2 separate regions of the Homo sapiens genome follow, and region 1 is linked to region 2. A link is a loop called in an ENCODE intact Hi-C map of the cell type or tissue named here. Cell type or tissue: mammary epithelial cell. All regions are shown on one strand. Links, peaks and the distances in the headings refer to the core of each region. The heading gives the core; the rest is flanking DNA. Region 1 holds the start of LOC105371060 (a long non-coding RNA gene). Region 2 overlaps CLUAP1 (clusterin associated protein 1).

Evidence for each region. Peaks named below come from ENCODE experiments on the same cell type or tissue, not always from the same donor. Only the 100,000 strongest peaks of a DNase experiment are listed, where the experiment ranks them.
Region 1: a loop joins it to region 2, with 2.2 times the contacts of the local background. A loop is called at or near these places in 6 of 110 quality-filtered maps.

Annotation. Positions count from the first base shown.
Region 1 is chr16:3,572,400-3,589,403 of GRCh38, reverse strand. It overlaps SLX4 (SLX4 structure-specific endonuclease subunit), which reads left to right. Exons shown (of 15, transcript NM_032444.4): 12 at 1-402; 13 at 4,533-4,635; 14 at 5,894-6,307; 15 at 6,711-8,223. The coding sequence ends at 7,062. LOC105371060 (a long non-coding RNA gene) reads right to left here and starts at 11,901. Exons shown (of 2, transcript XR_001752061.3): 1 at 10,351-11,901; 2 at 8,183-10,017. NLRC3 (NLR family CARD domain containing 3) reads left to right here and starts at 12,001. Exons shown (of 20, transcript NM_178844.4): 1 at 12,001-12,255. RefSeq lists enhancers at 1,927-1,996, 7,961-8,756, 10,658-10,837, 10,868-10,917 and a silencer at 10,118-10,217. In mammary epithelial cell, for the core only: no CTCF peak of the experiment used is centred there; no DNase peak of the experiment used is centred there.
Region 2 is chr16:3,526,451-3,537,097 of GRCh38, reverse strand. It overlaps CLUAP1 (clusterin associated protein 1), which reads right to left. Exons shown (of 12, transcript NM_015041.3): 9 at 10,614-10,647; 10 at 6,423-6,530; 11 at 4,257-4,312; 12 at 1-976. The coding sequence ends at 827. Among named protein-coding and RNA genes, the nearest start is that of CLUAP1, 31 kb to the right of the region's middle. RefSeq lists an enhancer at 5,893-6,393. In mammary epithelial cell, for the core only: a CTCF peak has its summit at 9,684 (motif pointing left); a DNase peak (open chromatin) is centred at 6,527.

The DNA of each region.
Region 1 (17,004 bases), core at 646-8,645, 54 kb before region 2:
GCCCCCCACTGGACAGTGACCCCCCAATTCCAATTGACGACTGCTGCTGGCACATGGAGCCCCTCTCGCCAATTCCCATTGACCACTGGAACCTGGAGCGGACCGGCCCCCTGAGCACCAGCAGCCCCAGCCGCAGGATGAACGAGGCCGCCGACAGCCGTGACTGTCGCTCCCCGGGACTCCTGGACACCACCCCCATCCGAGGAAGCTGCACTACCCAGAGGAAATTGCAAGAGAAGTCCTCGGGCGCGGGCTCCCTGGGGAATAGCAGGCCGAGCTTTCTGAATTCGGCTCTGTGGGACGTTTGGGACGGGGAAGAGCAGAGGCCTCCAGAGACCCCTCCTCCGGCCCAGATGCCAAGCGCTGGTGGAGCTCAGAAGCCCGAAGGGTTAGAGACACCCAGTGAGTAGCCAGGAGAGCTGGGGAAGGGGACTGTCTTTGTTACTATTTTACACTAAGAGGGTGGGAAGATCAGTCATGAGACCCAGGGGCTGCCCTCTGAATGCCTGCTGACCTGAGGCATGACACTTCCGCTGCCTTCCAGACTCCCCTCCACAGTGGAGGAGAGCCGGGCTGGTTCTCATGCTACACTTCTCAGCCAGTAAGTCAGTGTTTCCCAAACTTGCCTGGCTCCAGTGCTCACCTGGGCATGTGTTAAAAATCCACATCTGTGGACCCTTCTCCAGAACACGGAGCCGGCACCTCCAAAGGCCACAACTCATTCAGCAAGTATCGGCATGCCTTAAGATTGGACCAGGGTGGTTCTCCAGAATGTTAACCGTAGATTGACTGCAGGACCCAGCAATTCCACTTTTACCTGTATATCCAAAAGAATTAAAAACAGGGACTCAGACATGCATGTTCATAGAAGCGCTGTTCACAATCGCCAAAAGCTGGAAGCAACCCAAATGCCCGTCAGGAGATGAACAGGGAAACCAAACGTGGTCCATCTAGACCACTAGAAAATGGAATAGTGTTCAGCCACAAAGAGGAGTGAGGCACTGCCACACGCTACCGCGTGGACGACCCAGAAAACATGCTGCCGGGTGAGAGAAGCCAGACATAGAAGGTCATGTACTGTCTGCACTCATGGATATGAAATGTCTAGAATAGGCAAATCCAGAGAAAATGCAGGTTAGTGGTTGGCCTGGGTTGGAGGGAGGGGGAATGGGGAGTGACTGCTTATGGGATACAGGGTGTCCTTTTGGGGTGGTGAAAATGTTTTGCAAATAGATAGAGGTGATGGTTGTACAACATTGTGAATACTTAATGCCACTGAATTATTCCCTTTACGATTTTTTTATGTGAATTTCACCTCAATTAAAAAAAGAATCAGGTGGGACAAGTGTGAGAGGCTGTTAGGCCTGTTCTTCCTGGTCCTCCCAGGTGCAGGGATGCCACCTCCCTGCTCATTTCAGTCCCCGGGGAGAGTCAGAGCCCCAGGTGTCGGCCCCCTCGGTGCTGCTGCTCCCATCCAGGCACCTCCGGGGAGGGCAAGGACAGGCCGGGCTGGGCTGAGCATGACTGGGAGAAAGGCCAGGCTGTGAGTGAGCACCTGCCTGCGGCCTGGGGGCCCATTTCCTCCCAAAATCCAGATGAATGAGGCCACTGATAGTGTCCTCGGCCCTCAGGGGCTTCAGAAACACCTGGAGAGCTTCTTATAGCACGCCCGTGGCCCAGCCTGCCCCAGAGCCTTGCTTCGGGAGGGTGACTAAGAATTTGCATTTCTAACCAGTTCCCAGGCAGTGCTGTGAGAACAGCTGCAGGAGGCTGCACAGCAGATCTGAGGTGGGCTTCAGGACGACGCTGCGGCCACAGGAAGAATCGTGCTTTTCTCAGGAGACAGAGCCTGCCGCTTTCATCGGGGGCTCAAAGGGCTCCATGGTCATAAAAGGCAGAAGAACCAAAGTCTGACTGTTTCCAATGTGTCACCAGGCTGGAGTGCAGTGGGGCTATCTCGGCTCACTGCAACCTCCACCTCTCGGGTTCAAGGGATTCTCCTGCCTCAGCCTCCCGAGTAGCTGGGATTACAGGCACCCAGCACCACGCCCAGCTAATTTTTGTATTTTTAGTAGAGTCGGGTTTCACCATGTTGATCAGGCTGGTCTTGAGCTGCTGACCTCAGGTGATCCGCCCACCTCGGCCTCCCAAAGTGCTGGGATTACAGGCGTGAGCCACCTCGCCCAGCCTATTATTTTTTAAAGTAACAGCTTTATTTAGATATAATTCACATACCATAATATCCACCCTTTTAAAATGGACAGTTCAGTGCTTCTCAGTACATTCACAGTGTTGTACAATTGTCCCCACTCTCTAATTCTAGAACATTTTCATCATCTCAAAAATCCTGTACCCATGAGCAGTCTCTCACCTTCCCCTTCCCCCAGCCCTGGCAACCAAGAACCTTTCTGTCTCTATGGATTTGCCTGTCCTGGACATTTCATATAAACAGAGCCATATATAACTAATATGTGGCCTTTTGTGTCTGTGTCTGGCTTCTTTCAGTTAGCATACAGTTTTCAAGATTCATACATGTTGTAGCATGGATCAGTATTTTATTCCTTTTTATTCTTTTTTTTTTTTTTTGAGACGGAGCCTCTCTCTGTTGCCCAGGCTAGAGTGCAGTGGCACGATCTCGGCTCACTGCAACCTCCACCTCCTGGGTCCAAGCGATTCTCCCGCCTCAGCCTCCCGAGTAGCTGGGATTACAAGCGCCCATCGCCATGCCATGCCCGGCTAATTTTTTTGTATTTTTAGTACAGATGGGGTTTCACCATGTTGGCCAAGCTGGTCTCGAACTCCTAACCTCAAGTGATCCACCCACTTTGGTCTCCCACAGTGCTGGGATTACAAGCCTGAGCCACTGTGCCTGGCCTGTTTTTGAGTCAGGGGTCTTGCTCTGTCACCCAGGCTGAAGTGCAGTGGCGCAATTACAGCTCATTGTAGCCTCGACCTCCCAGGCTCAAGTGATCCTCCCACCTCAACCTCCTGAGTAGCTGGGACTACAGGCAGCTGCCACCATGCCCAGCTAATTTTTTTTTTTTAGTAGAGACTGGGTCTTGCTATGTTGCCCTGGCTTTGGGCATACATTCCTTTGTATGTCTAATACCCCACTGATGGTATGCCACATTTTGCTTATCCATTCATCTACTAGTGGACACACGGGTTGTTTTTAATTTGTGGTTATTAATAATGCCACTTAGGAATATTGATGTGCAAGTTTTCGTGTAGACATGTTTTCCTTCTTCTTGGTTCTGTACTTAGGAGTGGAATTGCTGGGTCATATGGCAACTGTGTTTAGCATTGTGAGGAACTGCGAGACTGTTTTCCAAAGTGACTGCACCATTTTAAATCTCCACCAACACTTGTTATTCTGTTTTTGTTGTTGTTGTTATTGTTTTGAGACAAGGTCTTGCTCTGTCGCCCAGGCTGGAGTGCAGTGGCGTGTTCATGGCTTGCTGCAGCCTCAACCTTCCTGGCTCAGGTGATCCTCCCACCTCAGCCTCCCGAGTAGCTGGAACCAGCCACAAACAGCTGCCCACATTGGTGACTTGGGCCACCACACCCTGCTAACTTTTTTTGTATTTTTTTTTTTTTTTTTTTGTAGAGATAGGGTTCTGCCATTTTGCCCAAACCCTCTGTGTTTTTTGTTATGGCCATCCTAGTGGGCGTGCAGTGGTATCTCACTGTGGTTTTGACTTGCATTTCCCTGATGACTAATGATGTCGGGCACCTTTTCATGTGCTTATTGGCCATTTGTAGATCTTCTCTGGAGAAATGTCTGTTCACATCCTTTGCCCTTTTTTTTTTTTTTTTTTGAGACAGAGTCTTGCTCTGTCGCCCAGGCTGGAGTGCAGTGGTGTGATCTCGGCTCACTGCAAGCTCCGCCTCCCAGGTTCACGCCATTCTCCTGCCTCAGCCTCCCAAGCAGCTGGGACTACAGGCGCCCGCCACCACGCCCAGCTAATTTTTTGTATTTTTAATAGAGACGGGGTTTCACCGTGTTAGCCAGGATGGTCTCGATCTCCTGACCTCGTGATCCGCCCACCTCGGCCTCCCAAAGTGCTGGGATTACAGGCGTGAGCCACCGCGCCCGGCCCCTTTGCCCATTTTTTAACTGGGTTTTTTTAAATTGATGAATTATTTTTAAAAAGCAAAACTGATGTCTAAGCCTGTTTGAAGAGTATCAGTGTGGCCCATTGTCTCAAGTTGTCACTGTGGGTCAGATATTTTTAAGTTTACATGCATAAGTTTTAGTCACGTGCCGGGCTGTTGGGTTCAGTGGCCCCAGGAGCTCTGTTCACCCGGCACCCGTGTTATACAAGGTGTGGTCCTCAGTGCGTGTCACCGATGCTATCATTGGGAAGCCCCTGCTCCAGACAGGGAAGGGGTGACCACTGTTGCTTTCATGGAGCAAAACGATGCTTGGGTTATCTTCAAGTGCATTATTCCTCTTGGTCACGCTACTGGGATCAGATGTGGGAAATCCGTGTCCCTCATGCTAAAACGTGTGCTTCTTTTGTTTTACCCAGAAGGTGCTAATCGGAAGAAGAACTTGCCCCCCAAAGTGCCCATAACGCCGATGCCACAGTATTCCATTATGGAGACGCCGGTGCTGAAGAAGGAACTGGATAGGTTGGCGGTCTTCAAAGCTTGTTGCCCACAGTGGTCTTTTCCCTCCCATAAGTAACTGGGTTTCACACACCTGGGGGCGGAAGGGCCCCCCGTGTGGTCTCTGGGTCTGGTGGATGCAGCTGGCCTGGGCTTGGGAAGAAAGGTCTGCAGTCAGCTCCTTAGGGAGCATGTGTGACTGCTGGGTGCCGGGGTGAGCCTCCCAGTTCTCTCTGCGTACCATTCCCCAGGGAGGCAACACACAGGATTCGTGCATGTCACCCCTGGGCAGCAGGTCCCCATATTCCATGTAGATGGAAATGGCCCCCTAGCCAGAGCAGTCTGAGTGAGGAGGTCTGATTTTTTTTTTGAAAGACAGAGTCTTGCTCTGTCGCCCAGGCTGGAGTGCAGTGGCGCAGTCCCGGCTCACTGCAACCTCCACCTCCCGGGTTCAAGCGATTCTCCTGACTCAGCCTCCCGAGTAGCTGGGACTACAGGCACACGCCACCACACCAGGCTAATTGTTGTATTTTTAGTAGAGACGGGGTTTCACCATGTTGGCCAGGCTGGTCTCGAACTCCTGACCACGTGATCCACCCGCCTCGGCTTCCCAAAATGCTGGGATTACAGGCGTGAGCCACTGTGCCCGGCGGAGGCCTGATTTTTTTTAAAAGAACATTTAACTCTCACATCCACATGACACTGCTCTTCCACTCGGGCACCCGGGGAAGCTGCTGCTGCCACCATCCCTCAGAACTGGGAGCAGCATATCTTTTGTTTATTTTTTATTTTTGGAGACAGGATCTCACTCTGTTGCCCAGGCTGGAGTAGAGTGATGTGATCTTGGCTCACTGTAGCCTCAGCCTCCCGGGCTTAAGCGATCCTACCTCATCCTCCCTAGTAGCTGGGACTACAGGTGACACCACCACGCCTGGCTAATTTTTGTATTTTTTGTAGAGGCGGGGTCTTGCTATGTTGCCCAGGCTGGCCTTGAACTCCTGAGCTCAAACTGTCCTCCTGCCTCAGCCTCCCAAAGTGCTGGGATTGTAGGCGTGAGCCATTGTGCCTGGCTGGCAATGTTTCTTTTGGAATATTCAGAGTAAGCTTAGTTGGCGCCTAGAATAGACACTAACCTCTGATGCTCACAGAAGTCAGGCATCTATGGTTTGTCACACAAGCCATTCGCTGAATGCATTGGGTATCACTCTTTGCTAAGATAGGGAACGTGGAGTGTGGACCAGCTGTGTGGGTGGGTCCTGAGATCCACCTGTTCCTCCGTCAGGTTTGGAGTCCGCCCTCTGCCTAAACGCCAGATGGTTCTGAAGCTGAAGGAGATATTCCAGTACACTCACCAGACCCTGGACTCAGACTCCGAGGACGAGAGCCAGTCCTCACAGCCGCTGTTGCAGGCGCCTCACTGCCAGACCCTCGCCTCCCAGACCTACAAGCCTTCAAGGGCAGGGGTCCATGCCCAGCAGGAGGCCACCACAGGACCTGGGGCCCATAGGCCCAAGGGACCTGCTAAGACCAAGGGCCCCCGACATCAAAGGAAGCATCATGAAAGCATCACACCCCCAAGCAGGTCGCCCACCAAGGAGGCACCTCCAGGCCTCAATGATGACGCCCAGATCCCAGCCTCTCAAGAATCCGTGGCCACCTCTGTGGATGGCAGTGACAGCTCCTTGAGCTCACAGAGGTAACCGGATGGATGCGATGGGGTCAGTGGCCTCATGTATCCTCTGGCCCGTGGGCGTGAGGGTTGGCACGAGTGAGACCTAATGGCCAATCTTCAAAAACCCCCGTCACCTTCTGGGTTTGACCTGTGGGAAAACCAGGTGGGTTTAGGGGGCTGGTTCCCTGACCCCAGCCCTGCGCAGGCCTCCTGGTTCCTGCCCCACATGCTAGACATTTCTGGCTGGGGCAGGATCCCGCTGGCGTAGCCTGCAGGGATCTCTCAGGCCCGTCCTGCCTTGCTGGGGATCGTGCCACAGGCCAGGCTCCATGGGACCCGTAGACACCTTCCTTCCTTTAAAGAGGCTCATGGTCTCAGGGGCTGGAGAGAAAGGGGTTGCACAACGTCCTGGTCTGGCTCTTTTCAGTTCTTCCTCCTGTGAGTTTGGAGCGGCATTTGAGTCTGCAGGTGAAGAGGAGGGCGAGGGGGAGGTCAGTGCCTCGCAGGCAGCCGTGCAGGCGGCGGACACAGACGAGGCGCTGAGGTGCTACATCCGCTCCAAGCCGGCCCTGTACCAGAAGGTGCTGCTGTACCAGCCCTTTGAGCTGCGGGAGCTGCAGGCAGAGCTGAGGCAGAACGGCCTCCGTGTGTCCTCGCGCAGGCTGTTGGACTTCCTGGACACCCACTGTATCACCTTCACCACTGCCGCCACCCGCAGGGAGAAGCTCCAGGGCAGGAGGCGGCAGCCTCGGGGCAAGAAGAAGGTGGAGCGGAACTGATGGGGCCATCCCGACCCCACCCCAACCTGCCATCAGCAGCCCCCACCCCCGCCATTTGCAGGGAGGACCTGGGACACCCAGCGTGGGTCAGGCCTCCACAGGCATTTCTGGGCCTGGGGACCACATCAGCTCTGCGCTGTGATGATGACCACAGCCCAATCCAGGGCTTCCTCCTCTGGGCTCTGCTTTCTAGGGTGGCATTTGGAGCATGTCACCCACTGGATTTACAGACTCCAGCCCCTTCCTCTGTCCGTGCTCACAGTGTGTCTCCCTTTTTGGTTTTCTTTTTTTTTTTCTTTTTGAGACAGTCGTGCTGTGTCACCTAGGCTGGAGTGCAGTGGCACAATCTCGGCTCACTGCAACCTCCGCCTCCCGGGTTCAAGCAATTCTCCTGCCTCAGCCTCCCAGATAGCTGGGACTACAGGCACACGCTGCCACGCCCAGCTGATTTTTTATATTTTAGTAGAAACGGGGTTTCACCATGTTGCTCAGGCTGGTCACAAACTCCAGAGCTCAGGCAATCCGCCTGCTGCGGCCTCCCAAAGTGCTGGGATCACAGGCGCCAGCCACTGCGCCCGGCCCAGTGTGTCTCCCTTAACCCAAGAGGGCCCTCAGCTGTCCCAGGGGGCAGTGGGCCATCACCAGCTGGCCAGGGCATGGCCTATTCTGCCACATTTGCCACCCTCTGAGCCCACCAGTCCTGGGCACAGCTGCCCTACATGTCTGTCCTGAGATGGACGTCAGGTCCAGCCTGCCCCGGCAGCCCGGGCCCGTCCTCCTCAGCACTCAGGCCAACCCCAGCCACCGCCAGCCTGAGACCAGGTGTCCTGAGGCTCCCTGCACTGCCACAGCCCAGATGCAGTTCTCCTGACCCAGCCGTGCTACCCGGACACTTGTCATTGTTACCAGCAGTCTCCAAACTGGACAGTGCACAAGGGCCCAGAACAACTCTGATGCCACCACAAAACAAACATGTTCACTAGCGGATTCCATTCTTTGGGTTAAAGCTGCCTCCAGCCTCAGGAGCAGTGTGGAGGAAGATGAGGGCCAGGAAAGAAGGAAACCTTGGTTTCTCCATCCTTGTGAATGTCCTCGTCTGTTTCAAATACAGTGCAGTCAGTTTTATATGATGTGCAATAAACCAAAAAGGCTTTATTAAAATCTGGCTGCCACACTCCAGGGAGACCACGAGCGAAACGGGGGACCTGGAGGCACCGTGGCCCCTCAGCCCGTGCCCCACGCCTGCAGAAGTCCCCACCTTGCACCTGCCCTTTACTTTGGAGTAACCTGGGCCTGCTGTCTCCTCATTTCAGTTCCCAGACCAGAGATGCAGATGTTCATCCATTAATCCACACACCCGTATCCAACAGAGCCCTGGCTGGGTGCCAAGCTCCAGCCCCCGCACCTCAAAGTGGGGCCCAAGCACCCCCAGCTGCTGCCTCAGCCGGGAGTTGCTACAAAAGCAGATTCAGGCCCCACCCCACAACTCACCAAGACAGCACATGCCTTTACCATTGCGTCCGGTCCAGTGGAGGAGACAGACGCTGGCCTATCCCAGCCTGGTGGGGAGTCGGGCTCCAGTGGCTTGAAGGGCCGTGTCAGGGACAGCCTCCCAGAAGAGGGGTTTGTGAGCTGCATCTTAGGGCTCAGCAGCATTTAGGGGGTGAAATGTGATTTCTGGCGCACATACTATGTCCTGGCACGTGAACCAGCGGAGAGGCCCAGGCCTCCCAGCTTACGGTGCCCGGGGCGAACAATTTGAGAGGCTGAGATCAGCTGTGATCAATCTGAGGCTGGCCTCTGGCCTGTTTCGGAAGGCATCACGCACTGCTTCCTTGATGGGCTGATCCCCCTCCCTGGTGTTAGGGAAGCGAGAGGGAGTGGTGCAGGTGGGGGACTCGGGGCCCCTGTCCGGCCTCGCAGGGTTTGTGGTTTGGGGAAGTATGTGTTATGTGCCATGACTTGAAAGTTCAGAACTTCAAGGCTGGTAAAGATGGGTTGGGGGAGGGGTTCCAAGTAGTTAACAAGCTGGGTTAGGAGCCTTGAGTGCAGTGTGAGCCCAAGGCCAGGGGAGGCATGGCCTGGGGACTGGATTCGAGCCTTGTGGTGACCTTGGATTCAGTTGGGGCTGCTGGACGCTCCCTGGGCTGACAGCGCTGGGCAGAGGCTTGGTTTATGCACTGCCACCCAGCCAGGGGACTGGATGCTGGCCCTGAACCTGTACAAAGCAGCATTTCCTTGTCCTGAAACAAGCTGTGAAGCAGCTGATTCCTCCAGAGGGAAAGGGTTGAAGGAGTCACTGCAGGAACCCACAGAGGCGTGGTGGCATCCAGGAGTAGACCTGGCCCCTGCTACAGGGATGACGCTGACCCGGGCAACATAAAACTAGGTCCAGTTGACAGATGGAAAATGCCTTCTCACAGCGCCTGCAGCAAGACTGGCAGGCAATGGGGCCTCTTCATGGACAAGGCGAGAGAGAGTTACCTTCCAGGAGTGACTGAGAAGGAAGCTGGCATGCCGGGTGCGGTGGCTCCCACATGTAATCCCAGTGCTTTGGGAGGCCAAGGCAGGAGGATCACTTGAGCCCAGGAGTTTGAGACCAGCCTGGGCAACATAGTAAGGCCAAGTCTCTATTTTGAAAACAATATTAAAAACATTTCTAAAGGGGGAGAATAAAAGACTGGCAGCAGAACTTTCACTGGTAACAACTAAATCAGAAAACGGGTCTGTCTATGCCTCACTGTAATATGAACAGGCCTCCAGGCCTGTCCCACTTTTGGTGGCCCCAACCTGGCATGGCTTGGGCACAGCCCCTCAAGGCAGTCACAGGGGAGCCACACCCCAGCCTGGGCCCAGGCAAGGGCACTTACAAAGAAAGAGCCTGCAGGCAGGGGCCTTGCGCTGTTGCTGAGTTAGGAAGGGCTGAGGTCGCTTCCTGTCTGGCTGACCCCAGCTCTGGGTGGACAGAAAGCCCCAGAGTGAGAACAGTTAGGGAGCCCCCAGCCCAGCACCCCCACCTCCACCAGGAGCCAGGAGGACGGCCCACCTGGTTCTCAGCAGAGCGGGCAGAGTGGGGAATGGGACCAGCCCTGTGTGGACTGATGGACATTCCTGCGAGGGGGAGGAACGGGCGGGGCGGGGCGGGGCGGGGCTGGGCTGGGCTGGGTTGGGCTGCTCCCCAAGATCCCGTGGATGAGGCTGTGTCCTCTCAGGCTCCGCATCCATCCCCCTGAGCCACAAAGGGAGGCAGTGTGAGCCTCTGGCCCCTTTTATGTGACGGATACCCACCGGGCCCTGTGGTTTCCAACATCCTGTGGGCGGCCTGGTTTCAGGCGCCTTTGTTGCTCCCCACAGCCGAGGCTGCAGCTGCTGGGTCTGCACTCTGCCTGCCTGGAGCCTCGGGCAGCCTTCTCGAGGGTCCATCGTGTCCTCCCAGCACCCAGCAGGTTCCTGGGTGCTCAGAAAGCATTGTTGGGAGGGAGGGAGAGGAAGGAGGGACAAAAGAAGGTAGGCAGGCAGGGGAATGTGCAGGAGCACTTCTGGTCTGCTGCCTCAGTTCCCTCCCCCCCATCACCCACACAGGCTCTGGGGAACCAGCTAACCCTCCTACCTCCCCTGAGCCACAAGCTGCTCTATGAGTCCAGACCCACTACTCTCCTGCTCTACAACCATTGCTGGCTCCCACTTGCTTGCTGAGGAAAATTCAGACCCCAGGACCCCTGTCCCTTGGCTCCCACCTTGTCACCTCCTTCCCTCAGTGGCCCCATGTTGCTTGCTCCCTGTCCCCAGCGGATGTCCCATACTTTATTGTAATTTTTCTCATGTGGCTTGCTCTGGGCCATGTCCTTCCCCCTCACGCCCTTCCCTGTCAGGGCAGGCCACCCACTGAGGTCCACTTCCAGGGGCCGAGTGCGATCTCCTGCCGCGGACGGCAACATTCTGCTGTTTCCTCTTAGGGTACAGGTGACCTGCCTCTGGGGAGCCCTTTGCTCACAGGAAGATGTTATGGGGCACAGCTGAGTCAGAGGTGCCTACTGGGTGACAGAGAGAAAAGAAAGCAAGAGGTGTTAAAAGAGGGAGCACAGTGGCTCACACCTGTTATCTCCGTGTTTTGGGAGGCCAAGGCAGGAGGATCACTTGAGCCCCAGGAGGTAGAGGCTACAGTGAGCCGAGATCACACCACTGCACTCCAGTCTGGGTGACAGAGCAAGATCCTGTCTCAAAAAATAAATAGGCTGGGCGCAGTGGCTCACGCCTGTAATCCCACCCCTTTGGGAAGCCAAGGTGGGTGGATCACCTGAGGTCAGGCGTTCAAGACCAGCCTGGCCAACATGGCAAAGCCCCTCCTCTGCTAAAAATACAAAAATTAGCGGGGCATGGTGGCGCATGCCCGTAATCCCAGCTACTCAGGAGGCTGAGGCAGGAGAATCTCTTGAACCTGGGAGGGGGAGGTTGCAGTGAGCCGAGATCGTGCCATTGCACTCCAGCCTGGGCAACAGAGCGAGACTCTGTCTCAAATAAATAAATTAAATAAATAAATAAGGAGAGCCACAGGGGTGGCCTGGAGGTGGCAGGGCACAGTCCAGTCCTGCTGGGGTCACCCTCTAGTTGCGTGACCTCAGGCTGCTCACTTGATTTCCTGACCACCCGCCTGAAAACAAGCATTTGTTGATGGCGGGGCAGCTTCCTTTGTGGCGGGATGGAGGTGATGTGTCAACAGCCTTGGCACCAGCCACTTTATCCTGAGCATGCCACCTGCAGGGACACTTAATCCCAGAGTCAAGACCCCCAGCATCGCCCCCGCACTTAACTTGCACGGGGGCGGTGACCAAGCCAGGGTGCCCCGGCTCCTCGATGTGTCTGCGAGGCTGTTGGCTGTTGAAATCAGACAGGAAGGAAGAATGAGGTGGAGCCCAGCACAGGAAGAGGTGAGGACCCGGAGCCACAGGGACAGCCGGTGGGCTCGGTGGGGCTGCAGAAGGTCGGGGCTGCACTGCTCTCGGCCCCCACACGGTTGGTTGGTTGGCGTGGTAAGTGCCCTGATCCCTGGTCCTGAGAACTCAGGCTGGCACAGGGATTCCCAGGGCATCTACCACCACGCAGCTGGAGCAGGGCTGAGCCCAGGAGCATGGAGATGGACGCCCCCAGGCCCCCCAGTCTTGCTGTCCCTGGAGCAGCATCGAGGCCCGGGAGGTAAGTTGGGTCCAGGTGACCTCAGTGCAGGGCAGGGGAGGGAGAAGGGATGCTGGCAGGAAGGACAGTGGCCTTAAGGCCTGAGCTACTCTGGGGAGGGGGACTGGGGAGACTCCACGAGACTCCAAGAAGCTGTCTCCTGGGGCAGGACTGGCTCATGCTGTAGAAAAAAGAGATGTGGCCAGGCACGGTGGCTCACGCCTGTAATCCCAACACTTTGGGAGGCCAAGGTGGGCGGATCACTTGAGGTCAGGACTTTGAGACTAGCCTGGCCAACATGGTGAAACCCCATCTCTACTAAAAATAAAAAATAAATTAGCCAGGCATGTTGGCAGACGCCTGTAATCCCACCCAGCTAGTCGGGAGGCTGAGGCAGGAGAACCGCTTGAACCCGGGAGGCGTAGGTTGCAGTGAGCCGAGATCGAGCCACTGCACTCAATCCTGGGTGACAAAGCGAGACTGTCTCCAAAACAAAACAAAACAAAACAAAAAAGAAAAGAAAAAACAGGTAACTAAGAATGGCCCAGGACAGGTCCCAGGGACAAAACCCAGCTCCCCCAGGTACCAGTGATGGCCCAGGAGAAGCAGGAAGCATCTTGAAGGTGCTGCGGGCAGGCAGTGGTGATGCTGAGCCACGGCCTGGGGAATCGGCAGACCTGGGCACCCTTCCTGGCACTGGGACCCCCCATGGGAGGCTACTTCTCTGGGCCTCAGCACCCCACCTGTAGATGGAGGTGACAGCACAGGAGGGGCGAGGTCATGAGGGGCAGGGAGGGTGCAGGCGCCGCCCCCAGGCGAGTGGGCAGCCCCAGGGCCTCTCCTGCCCACAGCCTTGGGTGAGACAAGGGTCGAGAGAGACGGCAACCGCAGAGGCCTTCTCGGAAGAAGTGCCACTGCCCTGGGCCAGCCTGGGTGTTGGCTGCAGGGTCTTCCCCTATGGCCAGGCTCCAGAGGCCCTGGTGTTTTTCTGGACCCCTCCCTGGAGGTGACCCTGAGCCTGGGGCTCACTGTTGGCCATCACAGGCTGCAGGCTGCACCCCTCTTCTTCTGTCCCAGGGTGCTGGGCTCCCCAGGGCTGGGCCTCTCCACCCCTTGGACTCCAGGGGTCCATGCAGTGAGCAGGGTAGGGCCCTGAGGTGCAGGTGCCACTTCCTTCTTCCTTCGGGAAGGCTTTTGAGCTCAAGTGATGATGCTGGGGCCACCTCGAGAGAACCGAGTCCTGAATTCCAAGGCCCTGGGAGGGGGCAGGGGCAGGATGTGGGAAGAGAGGAGCATCCAAGCAGCCGTGGTGGGAGATACTGGCAGCCCAGGTAGGCAGCCAGCACTGGGAAGTCCCACCCGGGCGCCAAGTGGCAGGGAAGGACCCAGCAGGTCCCGGCAAGGACTGAGGCACAGATCAGGTGGGCGGGTGATGGGCAGAGGCGGCTAGTCCGTCGGGACTGAGGCTTCTCAGGAATGAGGCAGCAGGCCACTTGCTGAGCCTGAGGAACTGGGCTTGAGCCCACACCACACCAGGAAGGCCTCAGGTTCACCTTCGCTCACAGACAAAGCTCTAGGGGTGAAACCTGGTGCTACCTGGGAGGCTCCCGGGGAGGAGGCAGCAGTGGCACCTACTCGTCCCTCTGGCCTCGCCCTGCTCGCAGCAGCTCAAACCAGCTGTGGAGCGACCTCTGGCCTTCAGATCCCCCAAAGCAACCCGAGTCCCACCTGTCCTCAGTCTCTCTGTCTTTCAGCTGCGCTCACAGGGGCCGCCTGACCATCCATAGTGGCGTCTGCGGCCTCGCGACCTCACTCGGCTGAGAGGTCTGTGGAAGGCTCCAGCCTGCCAGGGGGATGTTAGGGCTGCGTGCAGGGCCTGGCAGCGGTGGCAGCCAGGTAACCAGCCCCCATCAGCCTTTGGGGCTGGTCCTGGGAGGTGCTGGCAATGGCAGGGGGGTTGGTTCACCTGCACCCCCTCCTCTGTCCTTCTTAGGGACAGTGTCCAGGATGAAAGCCACGTTTCGTCTGAATGGGGCCTGAGCAGGGATGCCAGATCAGATACAGGACACTTGGTCAAATGTGAATTTCAAATAATCCATTTCTTTGGTATGTCTCCAGTATGACATAAGCTATGCTTATACTAAAAATTATATGTCGTTTATCTGAAATTTAATTATCTGTGGATATCTCATATTTTATCATTATTTTTTGAGACAGTCTCGCTCTGTCACCCAGGCTGGAGTGCAGTGGCGTGATCTTGGCTCACTGCAGCCTCCACCTCCTGAGTTCAGGCGATTCTCCTGCCTCAGCCTCCAGAGTAGCTGGGACTACAGACATCCACCACCACGCCCAGCTAATGTTTGTATTTTTCGTAGAGATGGGGTTTCGCCATGTTGGTCAGGCTGGTCTTGAACTCCTGACCTCAAGGTGATCTGCCCACCTCAGCCTCCCAAAGTGCTAGGATTACAGGCATGAGCCACTGTGCCCAGGTTTGTCTTGTATTTTAATTTGCTGAATCTGGCAACCCTGGACCCAAGGTCATGGGGCCACAAAGATGGGTGTCTGATCAGGAGGGAGTGCTGACTCCCAATACTGAGAGACTAATGAGGCCACAGAGGCAGGGGTGCTTGCCAGCCCCCTACACCCCGTCCCCGCCTTCCCAGGCGCTTGTGAGTCCTGCCTCGCCCCAACCCCTCACTCCTGCCAGCACTGTCCCTCCCTCATTCCTCTCCCAGCCCCGCTCGGGTCCCGTGGTTCTCAACTCTGGTTAGAACCACCGGAGGAGCTTAAACTAGATCCACGTGGGGGCCCTTGCCAGACCAATCAAATCTCTGGGTGGTCAGGCCGAGCGTTGGTTATTTAAAAGCCGTGCTCCACAAGGCCGGGCGCAGTGGTTCACACCTGTAATCCCAGCACTTTTGGAGGTCAGGAGTTCAAGACCAGCCTGGCCAACATGGTGAAACCCTGTCTCTACAAAAATACAAATGGTATTGATGGTGGGTGCCTATAATCCCAGTTACTGAGGACCCTGAGGCGGGAGAATCACTTGAACCCAGGAGGCAGAGGTTGCAGTGAGACGAGATAGTGCCACGACACTCCAGCCTAGGCAACAGAGTGAGACTCTATCTCAAAAAAAAAAAAAAAAAAAAAAAAAAAAAAAAAGATAAAATGGTTACAATGGGCCAAGCATGGTGGTCCTCACCTGTACCTGTAATCCCAGCTACTTGGGAGGCTGAGGTGGGAGAATCACTTGAGCCCAGGAGGTCGAGGCTGCAGTGAGCCAAGATCGTACCACTGCACTCCAGCCTGGGCAACAAAGCAGGACCCTGTCTTTATTTTTTAGCGACAAAGCAAGACCCTGCCTCTATTTTTTAAGGAAAATTATTTTTAAAATGGTTAAAATGGTAAATTTTGTGTTATGTGTATTTTACCAAAATTTTAAATCAATCAATCAATAAGACCCCAAATGATGCCCTACCAGAGCTGAGACTTCTTCCACGCAGTCCTCTCATCCTCCTGGCCACTCCCGCCCCCAGCAGCAGGGCTGGTCACCTGGTGGGTGCACATGGACATCCAACAACAGGAGGCTGTGTCCACCTGGGCCACACCCTAATGTCACACAGTGAAGGACAGAGGACCCCGTATCCTGGCCTCTGGCATATCAGGCAGACAGTAGCACTGCTTCATTTGGGCTGACATACCTTTGAATGTTTAGATAATTGCTAGCTTTTGTGTGTGTGTGTGAGACAGGGTCTTGCTCTATCACTCAGGCTGGAGTGGAGTAGTGAGATCTCAGCTAACTGCAGCCTTGACGGCGGGAGTTAAGCGATCCTCCCACCTCAGCTTCCTTGAGTAGCTGGGATTACAGGCATGCGCCACCGTGCTCAGCTAATTTTTTTTTTTTTGTACTTTTTATAGAGACAGGGTTTTGCCCATGTTGCTCAGGCTGGTCTCAAACTCCCGGGCTCAAGCAATCCACCCACCTTGGCCTCCTAAAGTGCTGGGATTACAGGGGTGAGCCATGGTGCCCAGCCTCCATCCCTCCTTTTGATGTTTTTTAATTTCTCTCAGTAATGTTTTATAGTTTTCAGTATAGAGGTCTTGCAAATTTTGCTAGATTTATTCCTAGATATTTGATTTTTTTTTTTTTTTTTTTTTGAGATAGAGTCTTGCTCTATCGCCCAGGCTAGAGTGCAGTGGCACCATCTCGGCTCACTGCAACCTCCACCTCCTGGGTTCAAGCAATTCCCTGCCTCAGCCTCCTGAGTAGCTGGGATTACGGTCACCCACCACCATGCCCAGCTAATTTTTGTATTTTTAGTAGAGACGGGGTTTCACCATGTTGGCCAGACTGGTCTCGAACCCCTGACCTCAGATGATCTGCCTGCCTTGGCCTCCCAAAGTGCTAGGATTACAGGTGTGAGTCACCGCGCCTGGCCCACATATTTCTTTAGGATAAATTCCCAGAAGTGGAATTTCTAGGACAAAAGATATTTAATGACAACAGATAATGGTTATTATAATCCAGAATTGTTATACTAATTTATACTTCCACCCACTATGAATTAAGATTCCCACTACAGGCCTGGCACAGTGGCTCATGCCAATAATTCCAGCACTTTGGGAGGCCAAGGTGGGAAGATTGCTTGACCCCAGAAGTTGGAGACCAGCCTAGGCAACATGGCAAGACCCTGTCTCTACAAAAAATACAAAAATTAGCTGGATGTGGTAGCATGCGCCTGTAGTCCCAGCTACTTTGGAGGATCACTT
Region 2 (10,647 bases), core at 2,648-10,647:
CTGGCTGGAGGGAAGAAAAGTGTCCCGGCTGTCATTGCCATGGGAGTCTGGAGTTTCTGAGAGGGCAGCCCAGGTCACCAGAGTTTCCAGATTTAGTACCAACCGTGGAAACATGAAGGTGGCTGTAATCCAAGGTGAACTGGACTGCCAGAGGAATGTCAGCTTCGGACAGAAAATGGAGGATTCCTCATCTGGAGCCTGTCTCTATTGCCTGATTTTCAAAGAAACCAAGTTTTCATTTAACTTTAGCTAACCTTCTTTCAGAAAAGTTTAGTTATTAAAATACATTTAATGCTTGGTATTGTGAACATGCAGACGAAAGAAAATAAGATTACAAAATGAAATAAGAGCTAGAATTAAAAGCCGATGTATAGGAAATGTTCTCAACTGTGCAAGTGATTAACAGCCAGATGTTCCCCTACGATTCCAAACATGAGTCCCCAGTGCCAAGTTCCAGCCCCAACTCTGCTGGAGTCTCAGAGAAAATGTATAGTAACAAAAGCAGCCAAGACTTGTGTGGCGTCAGCTCTTATTTCTTCTTGAGTTTTTGTCCCGTGGATGTGAATCACTAAGAACACATGCATTCCTCAAGTTTTAGAAGATAAATAAGGTGGAAAAAAATAAATCTTAGGGATTTGCTTCAATTCTTATTTAAGCTTCATGGAATGCAAACATAGGAGGCTAAAGCAGAAATAAGTATTGCTTCAGTGATCATGAGTCCAGCCAGCTTAGTAAACAAAACAGGGGTTACCTTCCTAACCTTCTAAGTTCCCATTTACCTACAAGTCTGAGGGTTTTAATCTGCCAGGGTCCCTTGGCAAAAGGGTCAGAAGTCATTGTCACTCTCATCCAGGGGTTCAGATTTCCGGACCCTTCGATTGGGCTTGGTTGGTGAGAGAGAAATGCTCTCGTCTTCCAAATCGTCATCCTCGTCATCATCATCTTCCATGTCAATTTCACTCTCCTCCGAGTCCTCCTATAGGAAAAAAATGGCAGATGCAACGGGGGATCCTGCCTCATTCCTGACATCTTGTCCTAAGACTCTCTGCCTCCCTTTCTATAGCAGCATCCCTGTGTGAAGGAAGAGGCTGGCAGAGTGGCAAGCAGGCTGTGGGAGGGCATACAGATGGGACTGAGGCTATGTACTGCCAGCTGGAATTTATCATCCAACCAGAATCCTCCAAACTGCAGGTGCATCTGGGTGTGGTGCTGCAGGGGCTGGCTTTCCCGCAGCGTCTAAGAAGCACTCTGCATCTGCGCTGAGGGCCACTGGACCTAGAGACTCCCCCTACAGATGGCAAGAAGGACAGGGGCTTGGAGAGAGGGAAGGGAGGCCTGTTTTGGCTTTTTGTAGATTGTGGATGGAAAGCAACATAGACATTGGTATAAGGAGCAAAGTGAATCCCAGCTACTCCGGAGACTGAGGCAGAAGAATCGCTTGAACCTGGGAGGCAGAGGTGCAGTGAGCCGAGATTGCACCACTGCACTCCAAAGCAAGACTCCATCTCAAAAAAAAAAGAAAAAAAAGAAAAAAAGGGAGCAAAGTGAAAGACACACCCTCTCTCTCCTCATCGGATCCAGGGCTCCAGGGTGACCAACTCAGCCCAGCTTTAAAACGGCAGTTCCTGCGTCCCATGTAAACCAGGATGGCTGGTCGTTCTATCTAGATCATTCCTGTCGGTGCACACTCATGCTGTAATTTCCTTCTTGAAAAAAAACCCCAAAGGTAATCCCACCTTCCTCTCCAGCTGCTCTGCCCTGTCTCTCTCCCCTCACACAAAGCTCCTGAGCGAGTCGTTGAACTCACTGTCCACACCTGTGCCCCTCACGACTGCTTCAGTTCCCCCGGGCTCTCACCTACTGACCCCAGCACTGCTCCTGTCAAGAAGGAAACATTCAACGGACTGGGATCGATTCTCAGGCCTCATCCTGCTTGAGCTGTGGAATCACCCCTTCATCCTTAAAACCCATCTTCTCCATCCCCCAGGGCCCCTTCTCTAGTCCAGGTCCCCCTTCCTCACTGCTGACGCCCCTCAGCCTCCTCTGCCTGCCCCTTCCTCCCGGACCTCTGCAGGGCAGATGCAGCTCAGGACCTTGGGTCGCCTCTCTTCTCATTCTACTTGCTCTCCCTAGGCAGTCACATCTATCCTTGTGGCTTAGATACCAACCAAATAAGGGTGGCTCCCAAAATTCAATCTCTAGCCCAGACGTGGCCCTTGAACTCCAGACTTAAATTCCACCTGGCTACTCAACCCTAGCATGTGGCTGTCACATTCAGAATGTCCAAAATCAAACTTTCGATCTGCCTTCCAAGCCCCTTTGTCAAGTCGGCCCCATCTCAGAAAATGAAACTCTGCTTTCTGCTGATTAGACCAAGCCCAGGCACCCTCATTTTTCTCTTTCTCTAACAGCCTATGTCCAATCAATTCACAAAACCTGATGGTTCTTAGAGAGACCCAGGACCTGACCATTTCTCAACACCTCTGCTGCCACACCTTCGGCCAAGCACCGTCACCTCTGACCTCCACGGGTGCAGGCGCCTCCTAACTGGCTTCTCTCAAACAGGGATCATCAGCTCTTGACCCTTCTGGGCTCATGATTCTTCAGGGCCTTCCCCTCACACTCAGAGAAAACAGAGTCTTCATCTCACCCTGCAAAGCTCTGCATGGCCCCTGCTGCCTCTCGCACTCACCCACAATCACACCAGCTGCCTCTGCTCCTCGATGCGAGGAGTGCATTCCACATGCCCAGGTGCCGCCAACCCATGCGCTCGCTCCCTCCACTCAGGCCCTGCTCAAACACCACCACGTCAGGGGCCTTCACTGACCTCGCAGAAGACGCCACCCCCTCCTTGTTCCCTGTCACTCCCTGTCCCCTGAAGCTGTTATTCCTCCTGTTAACACCATGAGCCCTGATCCGACAATCCATCATTATTGCTGGGGTGTGAGCCATGAAGCAGGGGCTTGCCTCTGCCCCTGCTGCGTTCCCCATAATCCACGACAGCACTGGCATGTGGCAGGCACTCAACAGACACGTGTTGGATGCCTGAACACGTAAAGCATGGAACCCTGTGCCTGGAGGGCGGCATGGACACAGCCTCCTTGAAATAAACAAGTGACCACCAGGCATAAAGCTCAGCTGCGACTAATGCATTCGCTCTGAGGAGAGAGAAGGCAAACCCTGGAGAAGAGGCAGGCGGTGCTGCCTCAGCATTGCCAGCACCCACGCCACACTCCCTCTGCTTCTGTCTTGGGTGGGCAAGACGGAGAGACGCTGTATACCATCCACACCCGAGCTTGTTAGGAAAATTATTTTCCAGTTGCTCTCTCTGCTTCTCTACAGACTGTGCCCTGTAAATTCAGGGCACATGGAGGCAGCCTGGGGTCAGTCTCTGTTGAGTCGCCCTTTGCTGTGTGGGCCGAGCAGCACTGCCAGGGACGCAACAAAGAACGTAGGCTTGAGCAATGGGCGGCAGAGCCCTGATGACTGGACCTCACTGAGGACCCCTAGAATCCCCTTTTGCTTAAGTGCTCCAGGGAGTTATCCACTCAGTAAAGCTCAAGGCAGCTTATGTCTCAGCCTCATGCCTGGCACCTCGAGGGCCTGGTCTGGGGACAGTGCTGCTTCACCATTCCGTCCCCAGCACAGAACAGGGAGGGGGGTTGGTCCTGAGCCCGGCCCTCGGCGTCCTCCTTCATTTCTAGGTGGCGGCCCAGGGCCTGAGGATGGCCCGGCCTGAGCTTTCCCCGCCTCCAGGCTCCGTGCCTGCGCCTCCACTTTAGCACAGGGGCCTTCAGTGATCCCGCTGTCACCACAGGATCTCTTTTGAGTGGCCTTTTTGCCCAGGAGAGAGGAAGCATCACTCCTAGGGAGAGGCCCCTGGCTGGCCCCGGGAGGGCTGACAGACACCCACAAACACATGAGGCAGAACAGAAAACCAACCTGCTTCTTGGAGCTGGAAGTCTTGCATTTACCTAAGAGAGCTGGTGCTGCTTCCATCTTTGGAAAGCGAGAATGGAAAGAACAGTGAGAAGGCAAAAAAAGCAGAGCAAGCACATTCACTTGAAAAGAGATGAGCCATCCACGAGCAACGAAGAGTCCAGAGCCTCATGAGGCCAAACCCTGCCACGCATCGAGGCACGGCCGGGCTGACCATAGACGGCTCCCTGGCTGCTGACAGCAACTCAGCCACTCCCATCTATGGGGACAGCCAAACCCAGAGTGCACAGAACCACTGAGGGGAGCGGGGGACTTACATTGTCATCGGAGTCTCCACCTTGCATCGTGCCCACAATGCGTTTGCCAGGTCTTCCTGAGAACAACAAAAGCATGAAGAAGTCATAAAAATCTTGGAAAATAAAGCAGGAAATAGCATTCAAGATTTGTTTTCTGGCCAGGCATGTTGGCTTTTGCGTATAATCCCAGGAATTTGGGAGGCTGAGACAGGAGGCCAGGAGTTTGAGGCCAGCCTGGGCAACATAATGAAACCTCATTTCTACAGAAATTTTTTTAAACATTAGCCAGGTATGGTGGTTCACACCTGTAGTCTCAGCTACTCGGGAGGCTGAGGCAGGAGACTCGCTTGAAACCAGGAAGCAGAGGTTGCAGTGAGCTGAGATCGTGCCACTGCACTCTAGCGTGAACGACAGAATGAGATTCTGTCTCCAAAAAAAAAAAAAAAAAAAAAAAAAAAAGCAACTGTGCTCCAAACATTAACAGGTGGTAGATAAGAAATGTTTTTAAAGGCAAATATAGGAGAATTTTATAGTATTAAAATAAAAATTTATGGAACCTTTGACCTAAGAATTTGACTTTTAATGATGCAACCTAAAGATATGCAGACATGCAGAAAGATGTATATACAAGGAAAAGAGGGGAAATATCAATGCGAGAACGCCCAGTAAATCATGGGTACAGTCCTGCTAGGAATATGACATAGCCATTAAAAAGTAGGGGGCAGGCCAGGAGTGGTGGCTCAGGCCTGTAATCCCAGCACTTTGGGAGGCCGAGGCGGGTGGATCACCTGAGGTTGGGAGTTCGAGACCAGCCTGGCCAACATGGTGAAACCCCGTCTCTACTAAAAATACAAAAATTAGCTGGGTGTGGTGGCACGGGCCTGTAACCCCAGCTACTTGGGATTGCAGGAGAATTGCTCCCTCCGGGAAGCAGAGGTTGCAGTGAGCCAAGATCATGCCATTGCACTCCAACCTGGGGACCAAGAGCGAGACTTTGTCTCAAAAAGAAAAAAAAAAAAAATTAGGGGGCAGATCTATTGCTGACAGAGGAAGAGTTCCAATTGTACTTAATTTTTAAAAACAAAAGCAAGTTGCAGAACCATACATACCGTCTGGTTGCACTCAGGTTAAATTTTTTTCAGGTGATCTTTGTATGTGTATGTGTGTGCGTATGTATATGTACAGAAAGGTAATCTGTAAAGACACACCCACCCTGGCCACTAGCCATGAGCCCTCCCAGGTGGGAGTGGGACATGAGGAAGACCCCAGGAGAGAATTCACATTTGCTCTACAAATTTTGTTGCCTGAGTCTTTTTTTGTTTTAACTCTTTTTTTTTTTTTGAGACGGAGTCTCACTCTGTCGCCCAGGCTGGAGTGCAGTGGCGTGATCTCGGCTCACTGCAAGCTCCGCCTCCTGGGTTCACACCATTCTCCTGTCTCAGCCTCCCGAGTAGCTGGGACTATGGGCGCCCGCCATTGCGCCCAACTAATTTTTTTTTTATTTTTAGTAGAGACGGGGTTTCACCGTGTTAGCCAGGATGGTCTCGATCTCTTGACCTCGTGATCCACCCGCCTTGGCCTCCCAAAGTGCTGGGATTACAGGCGTGAGCCACCGCGCCTGGCTTAACTTAGTTTTAAGAGCCCCTCTATGTTGCCCGGGCCGGAATGCAGTGGATATTCACGGACACAATCATCACATACTACAGCTCCGAGCTCCTAGGCTCAAATGATCCTTCTGCCTCAGCCTCCTGAGTAGCTGGGAATAAGGTGTGCACCACTGCGCTGAGCTTTGTTGCTTGAATCTTTTGTGATGAGTAAAGGAATTAGAAGAACTTTTTTTAAGGCAGAGATGCTCATTTAAGTCCCTTTCTGCATTAATTCTCAGGCTATTAAGTATATCACTGCACTGAGAGTGGCAGAGGCAATGTGTTCTTGTGGCTGTGAGAAATACCAAGCCATAAATATGAACCATCCAGTCTTGGGATCACAGACAAGGAGCAAACATGACCACTGAGCAGTTCAAGAGCCATAAACAACAGGACAGGATAAACCTGAGCAAGAGCTGCTTCTAGGGGCCATTCGCAGCACGCTTGTGGGCCTCAATACTAAGCAGCCTGCCCCAGTCCTGGCCAGGTGTTCTGTGAAACAGGGCGCAGGGAGGAAGTCCAGCGAAAGACGCCGGGGTACCTTGCATGAGCATCTCCATGGCTGTCTGTGGCTTGGGCAGCCGCCTTTCTTCCAACTCACTGTCGGATTCATCGTCCTCCTGGATGTCTATGTCCGAGTCATCGTTACCTAGCAGGAACACAAGCAGGCAAAACAAAGGAGTGGCTTCATGATCACAACGAAACAGCTCTGCCCAGTAAGGTCTGTGTGCAAAAGTCATTTGTTCATTTCTTATTCTATCCAGGAAATTAAGACATTAAATCCTTATCCCATGCAATGCAAATCAAATTATATAATCAATTTTAAAATAAAATTAATACATGTACCTCAGGCTCAATAAGATTTCTTCTTACAACTCAAACCAATACAGACCTGAGAAGTGAGCAGGTAAACTAAAGTCAATTGCTATTATATGATTTCAATGTGTCTCCGAAAAGCCTGTGTTGGAAACTTAAATCCCAATGCAACAGTGTTGGGAGGTGGGGCATACTGGGAGGTGTTTAGGTCATGAGGGCTCCGCCTTGAAGAATGGATTAATGCTGGTTATAAAAGGGCTTGAGGCTGTGAGTTTGATCTCTTGCTCTCTCTCGCCCTCTCTTTGCCCTTCTGCCATGGGATGGTGCGGCAAGATGCAGCTCCTTGATCTTGGGCTTGCTCCTAGAACTGTGGCTCATTAAATTTCAGACAAGTAAGTTTCTGATTATAATGATAATAATATAACCTAATACTAATATATTATATATGTTATATAATTGTCATATATTATTATATATAATAATATATAACTATATAACATATATAATTATAAATATAAATTTATAAATTATAAATTATATTATAAAATATATATTATATAATATATTATATAATATATTATATTATAATATATATATAATAATATAATATATATTATATAATATATAATAATATAATATATATTATATAATATATAATATATAATAATATATATAATATATAATATTATATAATATATAATATATAATATATAATAATATATAATATATAATAATATATAATATATAATAATATATAATATATAATAATATATAATATATAATATTATATAATATATAATATATAATAATATATAATATTATATAATATATAATATATAATAATATATAATATATAATAATATATAACATATAATAATATATAATTATATAATATATATAATATAATATAATTATATAATATATAATATAATATATATTATATATAATAATATATAATATAATATATATTATATATAATAATATATATGACATATATATATAAACTACACACACACACACACACATACAAAACTGGCCCTCTGTATCCATGGATTTCACATCCATGGGTTCAGCCAACCATGGATCTGAATTATTTGGAAAAAAAATCTACAAAGTTCAAAAAAGATCTACAAAGTTCCAAAAAGCAAAACTTGAATTTGCCACATACCAAGTACTATGTTGAATCCATGTGAATGAAGTGATGTATAGGCATTATGTTAGGTATTTTATGTAATCTAGAGATGACTTAAAGTATATGGGAGGATGTGCATAGGTTACATGAAAAGGACTTGAACATCTGTGGATTTTGGTATCCACAGGTGGGTTCTGGCACCAGTTCTTCGCAGATATTGAGGGATGACTGCATGTATCCATATATACAATGCTGTATATATTTTATGTAAAATATATAATTACCCAGTCTCAGGTATTCTGTTACAGCAGCACAAAACAGACTAAGACATTAATGCATGCTGACACTGAAACCACTGAGCTGACAGTGACAATTAAAATTAATGGCTGACAACATGCGAGTATAACTCAATGGGGAAATAATAGTCTTTTCCACAAATGATAATAGGACAACCGAATAGCCACATGCAAAAGAATGAAGTTGGACCCCCTGTCTCACACCATATACAAAAATTAACTCAAAGTGGATCAGAGACCTAAATGTAAGAGCTAAAACTATAGAACTCCTAGAAGAAAACACAAAGGTAAATCTTGGTGAATAAAGCAAGATCAGAATGGCAGGTCTTAGCATCCTGGCCCGGGGACAGCATGGGATGCAAGCAACAAACCAGGGCTCCTAGCTGAGCTGGGCCTCTCGCAAGGGACAAACCCCATGCAGGCTGATCACTGAGGGCTGCTTCACATGCTCCTGGCTGACATGGAACTAAAAAGGGGAGGGCTGCTTTGGCTAGACAGGCCCTTCAAATTTCCTAACCTTGTTCCTGGAGGATTTCCCAGCAGTCCCTATCCTTCCTCCAAAGTTTCCTGAGATTCAGACGAGAGAGTCACAGAACAGGTGCAAAATGAGAGAGATACAAGGGAAATGGCAAAGAAAGAGAAAGAGAGAGAGAGAGAGTGTGTGTGGGAGCATGTGTGTGGGCCTGATGCCTCAAGTATGCTGCCCTCAACATGAGAGTGAATAGAATATTTCACCCTGAAGAAAAGAAAGGGCAACCAGCAAGAGGAGGAGGAACTCCGTGCAACAAGGCCATCAATTCAGCAGGAAGATCCTGGGCTGCTACCGGTCCCTGACAGTGACTTGACACTGAAGTTCAGGGATGTAGGGTACAGCCCCACAGGGTCGGTGGGTTTTCTCCCCATGTGCAGAGATGAGAGACTGTAGAAATAAAGACACAAGACAAAGAGATAAAAGAAAAGACAGCCGGGCTTGGGGGACCACTACCACGAAGACGTGGAGACTGATAGTGGCCCTGAATGCCAGGCTGTGCTGATATTTATTGGATACAAGACAAAGGGGCAGGGTAAGGAGAGTGAGCCATCTTCAGTGATAGGTAAGGTCACATGGGTCACGTATCCACTGGACAGGGGGCCCTTCCCTGCCTGGCAGCTGAGGCAGAGAGACAGAGAGGAGAGAGAGACAGCTTACGCCATTATTTCTGCTTATCAGAGACTTTTAGTACTTCCACTAATTTGCTACTACTATCTAAAAGGCAGAGCCAGGTGTACAGGACAGAACATGAAGGCAGACTAGGAGCATGACCACTGAAGCACAGTATCACCGGGAGATGGTTAGGCCTCCGGATAACTGCGGGCGGGCCTGACTGATGTCAGGCCCTCCACAAGAGGTGGAGGAGTAAAGTCTTCTCTAAACTCCCCCGGGGAAAGGGAGACTCCCTTTCCTGGTCTGCTAAGTAGCAGGTGTTTTTCCTTGACACTGACGCTACCACTAGACCACGGTCCACTTGGCAACGGGCGGCTTCCCAGACGCTGGTGTTCCCACTAGACCAAGGAGCCCTCTGGTGGCCCTGTCTGGGCATAACAGAAGGTTTGCACTCTTGTCTTCTGGTCACTTCTCACCATGTCCCCTCAGCTCCTATATCTGTATGGCCTGTTTTTTCCTAGGTTATGATTGTAGAGCGAGGATTATTATGATATTGGAATAAAGAGTAATTGCTATAAACTAATGATTAATGATATTCATATATAATCATATCTATGATCTATATCTAGTATAACTATTCTTATTTTATATATTTTATTATACTGGAACAGCTCGTGCTCTCGGTCTCTTGCCTCGGCACCTGGGCGGCTTGCCGCCCACACAAGGATAAGGGAAGCTGCCTGGTCACAGAGAGCTCCTTCCCGGAATCTAGGCTTTGCATGGACGTAACCCTGTGTCTCTCCAGCTGAGTGTCTTGCTGAGCCATTCTGGATTATGGGGGGCATCTCAGCAGCATGGGGACCATCACAAAGCGAGCGGCCCCTCTCCCTGCACTGCATCCCAGTGCTTGCTTTCCATCATTCAGCCTGAAAATACAGAACCCTACACACATCTAGGGCCATGTTTTCTTATAGTTACGCATCATATATAATTCAAACTATCATTTAAACAGGGGAAAACACTATCTTAACTGGCACAAGAACGAAATGTGTTTTAAATGCTATATTTAAACCAGACTCTTGAGTGAATACAATGGTACCCAATATAGAAGTTGTGAGAAAACCGCCTTTTGAAAATATTTTTGTACCTATAGTCAACAATAATTTATTATACTTTTCAAAATTGAAGATGTAAAGTGAAGTGTTCTTACTACAGTAAAAAAAAAACTGCTGAAAAAAAGAAGAAAATACATATTAAAAAATATATATATATCTCTCTATATATATTTCAAGGCTGAAAATACTAGTCCAGAGTAAACTGCTCGTCTACGAAGCCCAGCCTTACTTCCACTCTTGAGCAGGCGCTTCTCTTCCTCCTT